Linked DNA regions of Homo sapiens: region 2 is linked to region 1. The links are chromatin loops, found by intact Hi-C in ENCODE. Cell type or tissue: dorsolateral prefrontal cortex. All regions are shown on one strand. Links, peaks and the distances in the headings refer to the core of each region. The heading gives the core; the rest is flanking DNA.

Region 1 (8,887 bases), core at 2,528-5,027:
AGGACATAGGGAGGGTAGGTATTCAGGGAGCTTTTGTGAGTGAATGGGTGGATGAATGAATGAGTCCCTCTATGCACCCCCTGGCCCGTCTGTCTCTGTGAGTCAGTCTGTCACTCACTGTCCCACCCACCTGTGTGTCCCACGCCCCAGGTCTCTCCCCCATGGGTGCCCAGATACCCCAAGATGTCTACAAGCCTTAGGGGAAGAGAGGGAGGTTTGTAGACTGGCTCCCGGGGGACCTGCCCTGGGCAGGGTCAGCCAGACTAACAGGCTTCATCCTTCCATCTGCCCCAGCCCCAGGCCGCCGCGGCCCCGCAGCGCTGGTCTCCGAAGTCTTCGAGCAGCACCTGGGAGGTCACATCTTGCAGGTGAGTGAGGCCCCTTCCCTGCCTGCCGCTCCTTGCTACCACCTAGCGGCCGCCTCTGGAGAACAGCAGCCTCTTCAGCATCCATCTATTGTGGGGGGTACCTGGACTGGGAAGGCGAATGCTCAAGATCCCTCCACTCCCTGCCCCTTCCGAGGACCACTGAAGCCCCCTCCCCACCAAAACAGTCCACCTCAGGTGGAGACCCAGGTTTCAGAACCTCTTACCACTTGGCGGCTGGACAGAGGGACACCGGGTCCTCTCCTTCCCCCTCCCTGTCTCTCCCGGCTCTAGTCCCTGGATGGCTTTGTGTTCGCCTTGAACCAGGAAGGAAAATTCCTCTACATCTCAGAGACAGTCTCCATCTATCTGGGTCTCTCACAGGTAAGGGACCCCCAGTGGACCTGGATTGGCTCAGCCACCATCTCCCTTGCCAGGCCTATGCATATCCTTCCTCTCTCCTGGTCTCACCATAGCAGCAAGAAAAATGGACTGGATCTCTGTGGTCCCCAAAGTGTGTTCCTTGGCACCCCACATGGCACCCAGCATGGTTCATCCTTGAAGGCAGAGGAGGGCTATTGTTTTTTGTTTGTTTGTTTGTTTGTTTTTGAGACGGAGTCTCGCTCTATCACCCAGGCTGGAGTGCAGTGGTGCGATCTTCGCTCAGTGCAACCTCCACCTCCCGGGTTCAAACAATTCTCCTGCCTCAGCCTCCTGAGTAGCTGGGACTACAGGCGCCCACCACACCCGGCTAACTTTTTGTATTTTTAGTAAAGATGGGGTTTCACCATGTTAGCCAGGATGGTTGAGATCTCCTGACCTCGTGATCCACCTGCCTCGGCCTCCCAAAGTGCTAGGATTACAGTGTGAGCCACTGTCCTGGCTGATGAGGGCTATTTTTTTTTTTTTGAGTTGGAGTTTCCCTCTTGTTGCCCAGGCTGGAGTGCAATGGTACGATCTCAGCTCACTGCAACCTCTGCCTCCTGGGTTCAAGCGATTCTCCTGCCTCAGCCTCCCGAGTAGCTGGGATTACAGACATGCACCACCACGCCTAGCTAACTTTGTATTTTTTAAATAGAGACAGGGTTTCTTCATGTTGGTCAGGCTTGTCTTGAACTCTCAATCTCAGGCAATCCGCCTGCCTCAGCCTCCCAAAGTGCTGGGATTACAGCGTGAGCCACCGCGCCCAGCCTGAGGGGGCTATTAAAGTAACAAGTAGATCTGAGGAAAGCAGGTTCACTGAAAGATCAGTTTGCCAATGACTGGCGGGCCAGATGCACCATATTTGCCAACACTTGTTTCTTCTTAACAATTTTAAAGGTTTAGAGGCCACCCACGCTGGCTCATGCCTGTAATCCCAACACTTTGGGAGGCTGAGCCAGGAGGATCACCTGAGGCCAGGAATTCAAAACCAGCCTGGGCAACATAGTGAGACACCCCACCACCCCCACCCCCACCATCTCTACAAAAAAACTTAAAAATTAGCCAGGCATGGTGGCACACTGTTGTCCCAGCTACTCAGGAGGTTGAGATGGGAGGATCGCTTGAGCCCATAGGGTCAAGGTGGCAGTGAGCCATGATGAAGCCACTGCACTCCAACATGGACAACAAAGTGAGGCTATGCCTTAAAAAAAAAAAAAAAAAAAAAAAAAAAAAAAAAAAAAAAAAAAAAAGGGCCGGGCGCGGTGGCTCACGCCTGTAATCCCAGCACTTTGGGAGGCCGAGGCAGGCAAATCACCTGAGGTTGGGAATTCAAGACCAGCCTGACCAACATGGAGAAACCCCGTCTCTCTACTAAAAAACAAAAAATACAAAATTAGCCAGGCGTGGTGGCAGACACCTGTAATCCCAGCTACTCGGGAGGCTGAGGCAAGATAATCACTTGAACCCAGGAAGTGGAGGGTACAGTGAGCCGAGATCGTGGCATTGCACTCCAGCCTGGGCAACAAGAGCAAAACTCCGTCTCAAAAAAAAAAAAAAAAAAAGGGCAGGAAGACCTACTGAAAGCCCCATCCTTGGAGCCCTGGCATCTCACAGCACCTTAAGCTTTGCCAGTCCCTCCAATACAAATTGCTATCAACTTTGATCATTTTTACAAATATTTTTCACAAATAGGAAATTTAGGAAATTCAGTGCATTGGCAACTTGTGAGTACCTTTTCAGTGAGATTCCTGGAGGAGGAAGACACCAAAAGGAGGGGAATTTGGACAAGAGGACGGGAGGGAGGAAGAGTGGAGGAAAAGCTTGGCCAGGTGTGGTGGCTCACGCCTGTAATCCCAGCACTTTGGGAGGCAAAAGCAGGCAGATCACCTGAGGTCAGGAGTTCGAGACCAACCTGGGCAACATGGCGAAACCCAGTCTCTACTAAAAATACAAAATTAGCCGGGTGTGCTGGCAGATGCCTATAGTCCCAGCTACTCCAGAGGCTGAGGCAGAAGAATCACTTGAACCCAGGAGGCAGAGGTTGCAGTGAGCCAAGATTGCACCATTGCACTCCAGCCTGGGCAACGAGAGCAAAACCCCATCTCAAAAACAAAACAAAACAAAAAAAGTCCAGGCGCGGTGGCTCATGCCCGTAAACCCAGCACTTTGGGAGGCTGAGGCGGGCAGATCACCTGAGGTCGGGAGTTTGAGACCAGCCTGACCAACATGGAGAAACCCCGTCTGTACTAAAAATACAAAATTAGCCAGGTGTGTTGGCACATGCCTGTAATCCCAGCTTCTTGGGAGGCCGAGGCGGGAGAATTGCTTGAACCTGGGAGGCAGAGGTCACGGTGAGCCGAGATCGCGCCATTGCACTCCAGCCTGGGCAACAAGAGCAAAACTCCGTCTAAAAAAATAAAAAGAAGAAGAAGAAGAAGAAGAAGAAGAAGGAAAGGCTTGAAGCTGTTGAAGCTGGCGTGGGGGAGGATTTAATGAGGGGGCGGAGCCCAGAGGGATAACGGACTGAGGGAAGCATGTGACCTCCAAGCTGAGGGGCAATGGGAGTCATGGCAGCCATGGTGGTCAGGTAAGTAACTTGCAGAGGCATCTTTGAACTGTAGGTCAGAAGACCAGTGAGGACGCGGGGGCAGAAACACAGTGGGGAGAAGATGGGGGCCTGCATTGAGGGAGGCAGGGAGAGAAGGGGACTGCTAGGAGAGAGATTTACGGGTAGAATTGAATGTAAAAGTGTCTGATTGAAAAGCTCTAACTCTTTAAGAGCTTAAAAACCACTCCCCTGTTTGTATCTTGAATCTCATTCCTGCTGGGACACCCAGTGATTCATGCCAGGGCACAGTTGTTTGCTGTATGGGGGTGGTAGTGAGTAAGCAGGAGTTGGGTAAACGGAGGTTCTGACACCTCCCACCCACGCCCCACTCCCACACACAGCCCCTTAATAGAGTGGGCGGGGAAAAATCCTTACTAATCACTGGGTATGAAGCGAGAAGAGTCTAAGTTTGTATCTTCCGTTTGAAAGGTAATTGTTTTTTGTTTTTTTCTTTTCTTAAAAAAACACACTGGCATGAAGCGCACCTGCGTGCAGGCAAATGAGGCAAGGCTGAGCCCAGAGGGCGAGCGAGTTACTGCGCGCGCACCTCACCCGCCCCCTGCATTCCCCTCCTTCGCCGGCAGGTGGAGATGACGGGCAGCAGCGTCTTCGACTACATTCACCCTGGGGACCACTCAGAGGTGCTGGAGCAACTGGGGCTGCGGACGCCGACGCCCGGCCCCCCAACCCCGCCCTCCGTCTCCTCTTCCTCCTCCTCTTCCTCTTCGCTTGCAGATACCCCCGAGATCGGTAATTCTAAGGGCTCCTAAAGAATGAAGTCTGAGGGTAGATCGGGGGACGCCCGCTGTACTGTATCCAGCCATGCCGCGTTTATACAAATAGCAGTGAAGTTAGAACTGTGTAGAACGAATCTTTGCAAAAGGAATCGGAGTATAAATTGAGGCGGTGAGACTTGGTTCCTTAAGCTTGCCAAACTCCCAAAGATTCGAGCTACAGAAAGACCCCCCTGGCTGCTGAAAGGAGTTGGGAGAGGCTTAGGTAAATAACAAGGCAGGCTTATTGGGAATATACACCGGCTGTGTCTGTAAGTGCACAATCACATTACATAATTACGTTAGGGCCGGGCGCGGCGGCTCGCGCCTGTAACCCCGGCACTTCGGGAGGCCCAGGGGGGCGGATCACTTGAGCTCGGTTGGAGACCAGCCTGGGCAACATAGTGAAACCTCATCTCTACAAAAATTACAAAAAAGGCCAGGAGTGGTGGCACAAAGCTGTAGCCCCAGCACTTTGGGAGGCCGAGGCGGGTGGGTCACCTAAAGTCAGGAGTTTGAGACCAGCCTGGCTTGCATAGTGAAACCCCATCTCTACTAAAAATACAAAAAAAAAAAAAAAATTAGCTGGGTATGGTGGGGGGTGCCTGAGTCCCAGCTACTCGGGAGGCTGAGGCAGAAGGATCACTTGAACCCAGGAGATGGATGTTGCAGTGAGCAGAGATTGTGCCACTGCACTCCAGCCTGGGCGAGTCCAAGACTGTCTCCAAAAAAAACAACAACAACAAAAGAAAGAAAAAAACATTAGCTGGGCATGATGACACATGCCAGTGGTCCCAGCTACTTGGGAGGTGGGAGGATGGCTTGAGCCTTGGGGACAGAGGTTGCAGTGAGGAGATCACGTTGCTGCACTCCAGCCCGGGTGACAGAGCCAGTGTCTGGAAAAAAAAAAAAAAAAAGGCTGGGTGCGGTGGCTCACGCCTGTAATCCCAGCACTTTGGGAGGCCGAAGTGGGCGGATCACCTGAGGTCGGGAGTTCGAGACCAGCCTGGCCAGCATGGTGAAACCCCATCTCTACTAAAAATACAAAAATTAGCCGGGCGTGGTGCAGGTGCCTGTGATCCCAGATACTCAGGATGCTGAGGCAGGAGAATCGCTTGAACCTGGGAGGTGGAGGTTGCACTGAGCCGAGATCAGGCCATTGCACTCTGAGTGAGACTCCGTCTCCAAAAAAAAAAAAAAAAAAAAAAAAAAAAAATTGCATTAGATCCTAAGCGCAGGCCCACAATGCAAGAAGTGTTATCTCCATTTTACATCAGAAAACTGAGGCACGGCGCGGAGAGGTTAAGTTAATTGCCCCCAGGTCACACAGCTATAAGTGATTGAGTTGGATTCTAGCCCAGGTCTGTCTGTTCCGGGGTCAGCACGCCTAACCCTTCTCTCCAGTGGAAATTTCCACTCCCACTGTGTATGGGAGGGAGGGTGCTGCAGATTACCCTGCCGGCTCTTTTTAGCTCTGAGATGTTGGGGGCCTATGAGGCTAACTATCCTGTAAATAGGATTTTCCAATCTTGGGTTTGCTTAACACCAAAAACATCTGAGACATCAGCTGTGCTTGCAAGCGTGGGGCGAAGTCTGCAACACGTGCAGGCTGTTGGGGAGTGGGACTGTGTTTGTACCTGAGTTTTAGGCACAGGGTCATCTGTGTGTGAGCATATTTTTAAGACCGTTTTGTAGGGGTTACAGAAGGATCTGGATTTGTGAGTCTTATTTATTGCTATTCCCCAATCCCCTGTTCTGGGCCAGCCCCTGTCCTGGTGACATAGGAGTGACCATGACAGCTCCAGCCCCACCCACCTGGGGCTCCCAGTCCAGTGAGGGGAGACCAACCTGTCCTCAGACAGTGGCAACCCAGATGGGGCAGGGCTGGGATAGGGGAACCCAGAGGGGATGGCTGACCCAGCCTGAGGGTCAGGGAGGGCTTCTTGGAGGAGGAGAAGTCTGTGCTGAGACCTGGAGGATGGGTCCTGAGAGGTGGGCTTTCCTCTCAAGGCCTCAGGAAGCTATGGCAGGTTCAGAGCAGGGGAGGGTGGAGGCACGTTTGAGCATTAGAAAGACGTAGATGGGGCCAGGCGCAGTGGCTCACGCCTGTAATCCCAGCACTTTGGGAGGCCGAGGCGGCCAGATCACGAGGTCAAGAGATTGAGACCATCCTGGCCAACATGGCGATACCCCGTCTCTACTAAAAATACAAAAACTAGCTGGGCATGATGGCGCGTGCCTGTAATTCCAGCTACTCAGGAAGCTGAGGCAGGAGAATCACTTGAACTGGGGAGACGGAGGTCGCAGTAGGCCGAGATCGTGCCACTGCACTCTAGCCTGGTGACAGAGCGAGACTCCAGCTCAAAAAAAAAAAAAAAAAAGACATGGATGGGACCAGACATGGTGGCTCACACATGTAATCGTAGCACCTTGGGAGGCCAAGGAGGGCAGATCCCTTGAAGTCAGGAGTTCAAAACCAGCCTGGCCAACATGGCAAAACCCCGTCTCTACTAAAAATACAAAAATTAGTCGGGCATGGTAGCATGTGCCTGTAATCCCAGCTACTTGGGAGGCTGAGGCAGAAGAATCACTTGAACCCAGGAGGCGGAGGTTGCAGTGAGCCAAGATTGCGCCATTCACTCCAGCCTGGACAACAGAGTGATATTCAGTCTCAAAAAAAAAAAGAAAGGATGCGGATGGCTGCCACATAGGGGAGCCCACATACTGTCCCCATGAGCTTTCAAAATCATCAGGCATGCCTCTGAGTGCGGCCGTGGCCCAGCGGACATCTTGTGTCTATGTCCGGCTGGCTCTGCAAGGGTCAGGGTGGCCTGTGTGTTTCCTCTTCAGGACCCCATAACCTTCCTTCACTCTCTGTCCCAGAGGCCAGCCTCACCAAGGTGCCCCCCTCCTCCCTGGTCCAGGAGCGCTCCTTCTTTGTCCGCATGAAATCCACGCTCACCAAGAGGGGGCTGCACGTCAAGGCCTCAGGGTACAAGGTGGGTGTGAGCAGTCAGGCTCCTGTATTCCAGGCAGCCATGTCCCCAGATTGAGGGTGACCGAGGGAACCAGGCTGGTGGCTTCACTGGCTGCAGGTGGCTTAGGGAACTGGGTCTGGGAATGGGACTGGGGGGGTCACACAGTGTCCAGTCCTCCAGCACCTGTGGGGGACAGAGGGAACCCAGCCCAGTGATGGTCCTCTTGCCCCCACTGGCCCGCCTTGTCCCTCCTCCAACCATGCCCACCACCAGCAGGTCATCCACGTGACTGGGCGCCTTCGGGCCCACGCCCTGGGCCTTGTGGCCCTCGGGCACACGTTGCCCCCGGCCCCCCTGGCTGAGCTGCCACTCCATGGACACATGATCGTCTTCCGTCTCAGCCTGGGTCTCACCATCCTTGCTTGTGAGAGCAGGTACCGGGGTTGGGGGCTGTGGCGGGTGGATTGGGGGCACAATGGAGATCTGGGGGTACATGGGGAGTCAGAGGGAGTGCTGGGTCTGCAGGATAGGGCACTGGGGAGCCATGGGAGGCGGAACAGCAATGGATGGGACAGGGTGATGGGGAGAAGGGAGGGAAGGCAGGGGACCAGGGCGGAGGCCTAGCCCAGGGGTGCCTTCGGGGATGGAAGAGGGGCTGTGTCTTGGGTCCGGGCCCTCCTTCTGGGGCTGCAGATCTTGGCCCGTCTCTGGTCTTTCATTTCTCATTTCTCTGGTCTTTCATCTCTCATCCATTTCCTCTCCTGCATCCCGCAGTGGAGGCAAATTAAGTGCTGAAATAGTCCCATGCTCTGAGGTGTCCAGGGTGCCTAGGGCCTTGCCACTAGCATCCACGCGAATACTCGCAGCTGCCCCGGGAGAGACACTGTTTTGTGGTTTGTTTGTTTGTTTGTTTTGAGATGGAGTCTCACTCTGTCAGGCTGGAGTGCAGTGGCGCAATCTCAGCTCACTGCAACCTCCACCTCCCGGGTTCAAGTGATTCTCTTGCCTCAGCCTCTCAAGTAGCTGGGATTATAGGCGTGCACCACCACAACCAGCTAATTTTTGTATTTTTAGTAGAGACGGGGTTTCACCATCTTAGGCAGGCTGGTCTCGAACTCCTGACCTCAAGTGATCCACACGCCTCAGCCTCCCAAAGTGCTGGGATTACAGGTGTGAGCCACCGCGCCTGCCAACACTGTTATTGCACCCATTTTACAGCAAGGGTGTGAACCCCAGGGGACTCTGGAGCCAACTCTGCCTCTCCCCCAACCCCGTGGTCTTGGACTCCTCCCCTCTTCTCTGTCACCCCCCAGAGTCAGCGACCACATGGACCTGGGGCCCTCAGAGCTGGTGGGCCGCAGCTGCTACCAGTTTGTCCACGGACAGGACGCCACGAGGATCCGCCAGAGCCACGTGGACTGTGAGACCCACCTCCACCCACCAAGCCTGCCTACCACCCCCCAGACCCGAGCATCCCACTCCCTGGTCCCTGGAAGTCCTTCTTCAGGGCTGCCCACAGTCCCTCCTGCTGCACCTACAGCTCCAGGGACTCCGTTTAGCATTGGAAGAGCAGCAAGGAGACTGAGTGATGCCTCAGGATGTGTGTGTGGGGGGGGGGTCTGGGGGGCTGTGGGGTCTCCAAAACACCCAAGAGGCCTCGCTGCTGGGCTACCTCTCAGTCTCTCTGACTCTGCCTCTCTGTGCTTTCACCTTTTTCTCTTCTCCCCACCGTCTCCCTGC
Region 2 (8,887 bases), core at 2,851-5,350, 210 kb after region 1:
GTTTCCCGCTCCCCCGCTCCCCGCCCCGCAGGTATCGTGGCTCTGGAACATAACGGTTGAAGTTCCCTCCCAGAAAACAACCCAGGCGTCCTGGCCTTATAAAAATAGGGTGTCACTGCACCCCCAAAGGACCCAGGCATGCCTGGCCCCGTGAAAACAAGGAGATGAGCCCCCTCCTCTTAGGAGATGCAGATGTCCCAGCCCCGGGACACAAGAACTCAGGGTCCCCCCAGAAGGGGACACAGTCATGTCTGATCCCAGGAAAACTAGGGCTGAACATCCCACTCCCACAAGAAACACGGACTCAGGCCTTTGGGCTCCCGACCCTGAGATGTTACAGAGCTCCTGGGCATCTTGGCCCTCACCACATTGATGCTGGGAGACACTCCTGTCCCTAACAGTCACCAGACCCTCAGGTGTCCAGTTTACCTAGGTGGGACCACCTGCCCAGCTCCAAGGTGCAGACCTGCCCACTTCCCACCCCTCTGAGCCCTTTTCCCCAGGGTCCAGGTGGTTGATCTCCCAGGACGTGGGCATCTGACTTCAGAGCCGCTTTCCTTACCTGTTGGCACCGACCCCCCACCTTGCGCCAGGGTCCCAGGCCTCATAGTGCCAAGGACCCCAGAAGTCCAAGCCCCGTGTCTCTGATTCCCCAGACACCTGGCCAAGCGACCCAGCCCCTCACAGTGATGTGGCTGGGGAGGAGGGAGTAGTGGAGAGGTTGGGGGGCCCTCCCCAGTCCCAGACCCCCAGGTCTGGAAGATCCAGCCCTGCAGCACCTTTACTTGGCCCCGTGGATCCAGACTGGGAGCCCCCAGCCTCGAGAGACCGTAACGTGCATGGCTGGGCCACTTCAGAGAGGCCCAATTCCTCAGTCCCCTCCCTCCCGGGAGACCCAAGGCAGAGCCGCCTGCAGCTCCAGACCCCAGCTCCAGACTTGGTGAGCCCAGGTGCGGCCCGCCCCTACCCTGGTACCTGGCGGGGCGGAGTTGAGGATTACTCAGCCTCCAGAATGAGGCGATGACATCATCCTGGGGGGGGTTGACTAATGGCCGCGCTGGGGGGGGCGGGGAAGTTTACCCGGTAACAGCGGCTGCCGCACGGCCCCGCCCCCGGGGAAGGGCTGGGAGGGGGAGGCACAGCCTGCGCTGGCGCACACACAAACACACACACACACACACACACACACACACACAGCGCATCCCTCCCCCACCGTCCCACATCTAACACAGCTTCCTGGGGCAAGGGCAGGGGTGCGGGGGTTGGGTGTTTGTGTGACTATGTGTGTGTGTGCTGGAGTCCTCTGTGGATTTGTGTCAGTGTGCTGTTGTGTCAGGGGGTTCACACATTACGGTGGGGTTGTGTCAGTGTGTGCTACTGTGTGTCACTTGATGGATTGTGTGTCAGTGTGATGGTGTGTGTCAGCATGCTACATTTGTCACAATGCTACATGTCATGGGCTGCTGTGACAATGTGATTGTGTGTCAGTGTACAATTGTGTGATGTTCTGGTGTGCTGTGTGTGATCATGATGGTGTGATGTGTGTGGTTCTGTGCAGCATGCTGGTCTGGCAGTGAGATGTGTGTGCCCATGTGATTGTGTCCTGACGCTGGGATCGTATATGTGTCAGAGTGATGTTGTGTTGGGGGAAGATCTGTGAAGGTGCTATGTCACTGTACTGTTCTGTTGTCATGGTTGGATGTGTTTGTGTAATGCTGGGTGTCACTGGGGTTGTGTGTGTATGTCATGGTGATGGTGTGTACGTGTATACAATGCTGTGTGTATATGGGATTGTGTGTGTCACTGAGTGTGTCAGTGGTACTTGTGTTGTGGGTGTTGGGACTGTGTATGTATCACTGTGATAGTGTATGCCCATGTGCTGTGCTGGGTGTCGGGGGAAGATGTGCATACATACTACTGTTATTGTGTGTGCCTGGACAATGCGGTGCACGGTGGGATTGTGTGTGTGTGTGTGACATTATGACTGTGTCTGAAATGCATATCTGTGGGACTGTGTATCACCGACAGTATGTGCATGTGCAATGCTGTGTGTTACTGTGGTTGTGTGTCATTGTGGTTGTGTTTGTCAGGGTGATGTTGTGTGTCCATGGAACTGTGTGTCTAATAGATTGCGTGTATGCAATATTGTCTCTCACTGTGCTTGAATGTGTCACTGTTGCGATTGTATCACTGTGATCTAGTGAGTGTGTTGGGACCAATTGGTTGTGGGATGAGTGTCACTGTATTGATTGTATGTCACTGATACTGTGTGTGTCAGGGTGATGTTGTGTGTTCAAGGGACTGTGCATACCTCATGGAGATTGCATGTGCCTGGGCAGCACTGTGTGTGCCTGTGGTTGTGGGTCTGGGGAGTGCTATGTGTCCTGGGACTGTCTGTGTCACTAAGTTGTTTTTTTGTTTTGTTTTGTTTTGTTTTTTGAGACGGAGTTTTGCTCTTGTTGTCCAGGCTGGAGTGCAGTGGCAGCGACCTTGGCTCATTGCAACCTCCACCTCCTGGGCTCAAGCGATTCTCCTGCCTCAGCCTCCCAAGTAGCTGGGACTACAGGTGCATGCCACCACACTAGAGACGGAGCTTCACCACATTGGTTAGGCTGGTCCCAAACTCCCGACCTCAAGTGATCTACCCGCCTCGACCTCCCAAAATGCTGGGATTACAGGCCTGAGCCACCGTGCCAGGCCTGAGCCACCGTGCCCGGCTGTCACTGATATTTTGTGTGTCTCTGTGATGCTGTGTGTCTGCGTGTTCCTGGGACCTGTGTGTCTGTCGCTGTGTGTGTCATTGTGATTGTGTATGTGCGGTGGGCGACGCTGCTTGTCTCTGGGACGGTGTGTGTGTGTGTGTGCGCGCCGCTGTGATTGTATGTCAGCGCGCTTCGCTGGGTGTCGGGGGAAGGTGCGCGTGTCTCCAGGCCTCCTGCCCGAGAACAGCGGCGCTGCTCTCTGATTGGCCGCGGCCGCGCCAGTGAGAAGCTCCCGAATCCTGCGGTAACTTGGTAACTTGGAGACTCGGCCCGCGCCGCAGCCGCGGGGCTCCGGGCTGGGGGCTGGGAGGGCGGGGAGGGGGAGGGGCCCGCCCCGCCCCTCCGGGGCCCGCCCCGCCCCTCCCCGCCCCGATTTCGCAGGCCCGCCCCGAGCGCCCCTCCCCGGCCCCCTCGCCCCGTCTCCCTCACCTCCAGCTCGGCACCTCTGACCCCCTACTTTGACTCCATCTCCCACACCCTTGCGTCGCTCCTGACTCCCCTATCTCTGCCACTCGCTGGGTCTCTCTGTCTCTCTCTTTCCCATGTTTATCTCTCCTGTCTCTGTCTCCCTGTAGATCTCTCTGCCTTTGTCTCTGTCTCTCATATCCCCTCTCTGTTTCTTCCATCTGTCTCTCCCATCAGTCTCCACCACTGCTGTCTCTCCCCGTCTCTGTCTCCGCCACCTCTGTCTCTCCTAGTCTCTCTCCGCTACCTCTGTCTCTGCCATCTGTCTCTATCATCTCTGTCTCTCCCTGTCTCTGTCTCCATCATCTCTGTCTCTCCCAGTCTCTGTCTCCATCATCTCTGTCTCTCCCTGTCTCTGTCTCCATCATCTCTGTCTCTCCCAGTCTCTGTCTCCATCATCTCTGTCTCTCCCAGTCTCTGTCTCCATCATCTCTGTCTCTCCGTGTCTCTGTCTCCCCCATCTCTGTCTCTGTCGCTCCATCTGACTCTCTCAGCTGTCCCTCCTGGATTCTGTCTCTCTCTCTCTCCCTCCTCTGCCTCAGTCTCCCCACCTTTGTCTCTTCTTCCTGTCGTCTCTCCCACCTCTTGTCTCTGTCTCTCCCGCCCCCCTCTCCCTTCCCCGATGCCCTCTCTCTTACTCCCACAGCCAGGCTCAGAATTCACTTTTCATCCTTCTAAGACAGCCAGCGGACGGTTCGCTACTTCGTCCTCGCCCCTCCCCTCCGGCCCAGGCTTCTGGCAGCAGGCCCCACGCAGGGCAGACTTCAGGAAGGACTTCCCGCCCTGGTTCGGCACGAGAGCTTTATCGCTCGGGCCAGGCGGAGGCCGGGCGGCCCCGTGGCTTCCGGAGGCGCCCGGGCGGGATGAGCTCACTGCGAGTTGGCCAGGATTTCATCAGCTTCCTCCTGCGGACTTGCCCCCGCTCCTTTCCCGGCCCGGCCGCGCGGGCGAATCCGCCGGACGCCTGCTGCCCCCGAGCGGCAGAAGGCGGAAGCACAGGCGCCGCGCAAAAAGCCCACCTTTGCACCAGACGATGTCGCCAGCTCAGGAAGCCTGCAAATACAAACCCAATTCATCCTCACAACCACCAGGGGAGATGGACTATACATATATATATTTTGAGGCGGAGTCTCGCTCTGTCGCCCAGGCTGGAGTGCAGTGGCGCGATCTCGGCTCACTGCAACCTCTGCCTCCCGGGTTCAAGCGATTCTCCTTGCCTCAGCCTCCTGAGTAGCTGGAACTACAAGCGCCTGCCACCATGCCCGGCTAATTTTTGTATTTTTAGTAGAAACAGGGTTTCACCATGTTGGCCAGGATGGTGTCGATCTCTTGACCTCGTGATCCACCCGCCTCGGCCTCTCAAAGTGCTGGGATTACAGGCGTGAGCCACCACGCCTGGCCCCATTTATTCTTATATCCACTCATTCAGCAATTACCACAGAGTCTCCCCTGTGCCAGGCACTGGTGCAGTTGTAGGCATGAGGATACAGCTGTGAGCAAAATGGATACAAATCCTGCCTTCATGGGACTGACACTCTGGTCTGTGGCAGACCACACACCAGGAGAACACAGTAACAATACAAAGCGAAACTTCAAGTAGAAAAAGGAAGCAGGGAAGGGCCGTCAGGAGTGTTGAGGGATGGTGTCTTTGAAAAAGTGCTATTTGCCGCCGGGCGCGGTGGCTCACATCTGTAATTCCAGCACTTTGGGAGGCCGATGCAGAAGGATCATTTGAGGACAGGAGTTCGAGGCCAGCCTGGCCAACATGGCGAAACCCCATCTCTACCAAAAATACAAAAATTAGCTGGGTGTGGTGGTGCGTGCCTGTAATCCCAGCTACTTGGGAGGCTGAGGCAGGAGAATCACTTGAACCTGGAAGTGGGAGGTTGCAGTGAGCCGAGATCACATCATTGCACTCCAGTCTGGGTGACAGAGCGAGAGTCTGTCAAGAAAGCAAGCAAGCAAGAAAGCAAGAAAGCAAGGAAGGAAGGAAGGAAGGAGAGAGAAGAAAGAAAGAGAGAGCGAGCAGATGGGATTGGCTGAGGTACTGGATGTGGATGTGAAGGACAGAGAGGCGTTTAGGGGGCAGCCGGAAGGATGAAGGTTCTGAGAGACCAATTGTCATCATCATCATCATGGCAGCTCTCTGAGTTCACCTACTGTGTGCTAGGCTCCGTGCCGATTCAGAGCTTTACATACATGACCTGGTTACATCCTTATGACCATCCATAGATCCAGGAAGCAGAGACGGGAGCTGTGGTAGGATTCAAGATTTTTATACACATATATATATATATATATATATATATATAGGTTTGTTTGTTTGTTTGAGATGGAGTCTTGCTCTGTTGCCCAGGCTGGAGTGCAGCGGCACGATCTCAGCTCACTGCAACCTCTGCCTCCTGGGTTCAAGCGATTCTCCTGCCTCAGCCTCCTGAGTAGCTGGGATTACAGGCACGTGCCACCATGCCCGGCTAATATTTGTATTTTTAGTAGAGACGGGGTTTCACCATGTTGGACAGGGTTTCACCATGTTGGTCAGGCTGGTCTCAAACTCCTGACCTCATAATCCACCCACCTCGGCCTCCCAAAGTGCTGGGATTACAGGCATGAGCCACCGCGCCTGGCCCCCTTTTTTTTTTTTGAGATGGAGTCTTGTTGCTGTGTTGCCCAGGGTGGAGTGCAGTGGCATGATCTCTGCTCACTGCAAGCTCCACCTCTTGGGTTCACGTCGTTCTCCTGCCTCAATCTCCTGAGTAGCTGGGACTACAGGCGCACGCCGCCAGGCCTGGCTAATTTTTTGTATTTTTAGTGGAGACGGGTTTCACTGAGTTAGCCAGGATGGTCTCCATCTCCTGACCTCGTGATCTACCCGCCTCGGCCTCCCAAAGTGCTGGGATTACAGGTATGAGCCACTGTGTCCAGCCTTTTTCTTTTTTTTTAGACAGGGTCTCACTCTGTCACTCAGGCTGGAGTGCAGAGGTGTGAACATGGCTCACTGCAGCCTCAACCTTCCAGGCCTAAGCAATCCTCCCACCTCAGCCTCCCTCCTGAATAGCTGGGACTACCTTCTTGTGCCACCATGGCCAGCTAATTTTATATTATTTTGTAGAGATGAGGTCTCCCCATGGTGCCCAGGCTGGTCTATAACTCCTGGGCTCAGGTGATCCTTCTGCCTCCGCCCCCCCAAAGTGCTGGGATTATAGGCATGAGCCACTATACATGGCCTTATTTTTTTTAAGACAGTGTCTTGCTCTGTTGCCCAAGCGGAGCAGTGGTGTGATCACAGCTCACTGTAATCTCAACCTCCTGGGCTCAAGTGAGCCTCCCACCTCAGCCTCCTGAGTAGCTGGGACCACAGGTGTGTGCCACCATGCCCTGCTAATTTTTTCTTTTTAATTTCTTTTATATTTTATTCTATTTATTTTTGAGACAGAGTCTTGCTCTGTCGCCCAGGCTGGAGTGCAGTGGCACAATCTCAGCTCACTGCGACCTCTGCCTCTTAGGTTCAAGTGACTCTCGTGTCTCAGTCTCCTGAGTAGCTGGGATTACAGGCCCGCACCACCATGCCCGGCTAATTTTTGTATTTTTAGTAGAGACAGTGTCTCACCATGTCACTCAGGCTGGCCTCGAACCACTCCAGGCCTTTTTAAATTTTATATTTTATTTTGTATTTTATTTATTTTATTTTTAGAGAGAGGGTCTTACTATGTTGCCCAGATGCCCAACTCCTGGGCTTAAATGATCCTCCTTCCTCAGCCTCCCAAGTACCTGGGACCACAGGTGCACACCACCACGCCTGGCTAATTTTAAATTTTTTTGTAGAGATGGGGGGGGGGAGGTCTCATTATGTTACCCAGGCTGGTCTCGAATTCCTGGCCTCAAGCGATCCTCTGGCCTTAGCCTCCCGAAGTGCTGGGACTACAGGCCTGAACCACCGCGCCTGGCCTCTACCTATTCCTTTGTTTAGCTGTTTGTTGTCTGTCTTCTGGAGAAAGTGAGCTCCATGGCGGCAGGGACATTCTAATTCCCATTTCACAGATCGGGAAACTAGAAGGAGGCCCGGCACAAAGTAGGTTCTCATGGGTTCAGGTTTGTTGAATGAATATGCGTGTCTGTTTGTCTCAAGCGGCAGGGAGTGCGCCGCACCGCCCCCTGGTGGAGAGTGGGAAACGTGTCCGCCGGCGTGATTATCAAATTTCCTGGGAGATCTTCAAGTCCGCCCTTAGCCACTGCGTACTAACGGTAGAATTTAACTCCATTCCACAAATAAACACAAAGTATTTTTTATGATTATTTTTGAACTTGTAAAATTTGTTTTTTGATTTCTTGAGACCATTGTTTAAGCTGTAGCATAAGTTACACACTTCTCTAAAGCCTCCCAATTCTTTTTTTTTTTAGGAACAAGGTCTCCCTCGCCGCTCAGGCTGGAATGCAGTGGCACGATCAGAGCTCATTGCAGCCTTGAAGTCCTGAAGCTCCAGACTCTTTTTTTTGTTTTTTGAAACGCAGTCTCGCTTTGTCGCCCAGGCTGGAGTACAGTGGTGTGATCTCGGCTCACTGCAACCTCTGCCTCCCAAGTTCAAGCAATTCTCTAATTCTCTGCCTCAGCCTCCTGAGTAGCTGGGATGACAGGCGCCCGCCACCATGCCCGGCTAATTTTTTTGTATTTTTACTACAGACGGGTTTCACCATCTTGGCCAGGGTGGTCTTGAAATCCTGACCTCGTGATCCACCTGCTTTGGCCTCTCAACGTGCTGCGATTACAGGCATAAGCCACCGCACCTGGCCCTCTTTTTTTTTTTTTTTGAGACAGAGTCTGGCTCTGTCCCCCAGGCTGGAGTGTGATCTCGGCTCCCTGCAACTCTGCCTCCCTGTTCCAGTGATTCTCTTGCCTCAGCCCCCGGAGTAGCTGGGATTACAGGCGCACGCCACCACGCCCGGCTAATTTTTGTATTTTTAGTAGAGACAGGGTTTCATCATGTTGGCCAGGCTGGTCTAGAACTCCTGACTTCAGGCGACCCACACCCGCCTCGGCCTCCCAAAGTGCTGGGATTACAGGTGTGAGCCACCACACCTGGCCTTTTTTTTTTTTTTAAAGAGTCTCGTTGTGTCGCCCAGTCTGGAGTGCAGTGGTGTGATCTCGGCTCACTGCAACCTCCAACTCCTGGGTTCAAGCGATTCTTCTGCCTCAGCCTCCCACATAGCTGGGACTACAGGCGTTCGCCACCACGCCCGGCTAATTTTTTTTTTTTTGTATTTTTACTAGAGATGGGGTTCCACTGTGTTAGCCAGGATGGTCTCGATCTCCTGACCTCATGATCCGCCCGCCTCAACCTCCCAAAGTTCTGGGATTACAGGCGTGAGCCACCGCGCCCAGCCTTTTTTTTTTTTTTTTTTTTAATGTATTTGCTTGTCGTTAATGGGATAGTAATAAGGTTGAGGTTTTTGTTAAGGGGAGTTTACTTATCATTAAACTCTGTAGTTACTACTACAAGGAAACTCTTCCCAAGTACATTAAACACTAGGTTTTATAATATTTGCCACACTGCCAATAAATTCTGTTCACATATTAAGTATGACAAGTCCACTATATGTAACATGTAAGAATGCTATACTAGGCCGGGCACAGTGGCTCACACCTGTAATCCCAGCACTTT

Evidence for each region. Peaks named below come from ENCODE experiments on the same cell type or tissue, not always from the same donor. Only the 100,000 strongest peaks of a DNase experiment are listed, where the experiment ranks them.
Region 2: a loop joins it to region 1, with 2.5 times the contacts of the local background. A loop is called at or near these places in 13 of 110 quality-filtered maps.

What each region holds. Positions count from the first base shown.
Region 1 is chr19:47,031,984-47,040,870 of GRCh38, forward strand. NPAS1 (neuronal PAS domain protein 1) reads left to right here. Exons shown (of 12, transcript NM_002517.4): 4 at 295-368; 5 at 660-749; 6 at 3,981-4,146; 7 at 7,053-7,168; 8 at 7,424-7,581; 9 at 8,461-8,567. Among named protein-coding and RNA genes, the nearest start is that of TMEM160, 12 kb to the right of the region's middle. RefSeq lists an enhancer at 1-253. In dorsolateral prefrontal cortex, for the core only: CTCF peaks have their summits at 3,987 (motif pointing right) and 4,192; DNase peaks (open chromatin) are centred at 3,978 and 4,519; H3K4me3 peaks cover 1,448 bases; H3K27ac peaks cover 1,550 bases.
Region 2 is chr19:47,240,193-47,249,079 of GRCh38, forward strand. LOC124904731 (a long non-coding RNA gene) reads right to left here and starts at 4,003. Exons shown (of 2, transcript XR_007067278.1): 1 at 3,866-4,003. RefSeq lists enhancers at 928-1,729, 2,762-2,901, 2,972-3,101, 3,200-4,193, 4,393-4,893, silencers at 1,153-1,272, 3,998-4,047 and a cis regulatory region at 3,762-4,413. In dorsolateral prefrontal cortex, for the core only: CTCF peaks have their summits at 4,206 (motif pointing left) and 4,406; DNase peaks (open chromatin) are centred at 2,969 and 4,149; H3K4me3 peaks cover 1,676 bases; H3K27ac peaks cover 1,278 bases.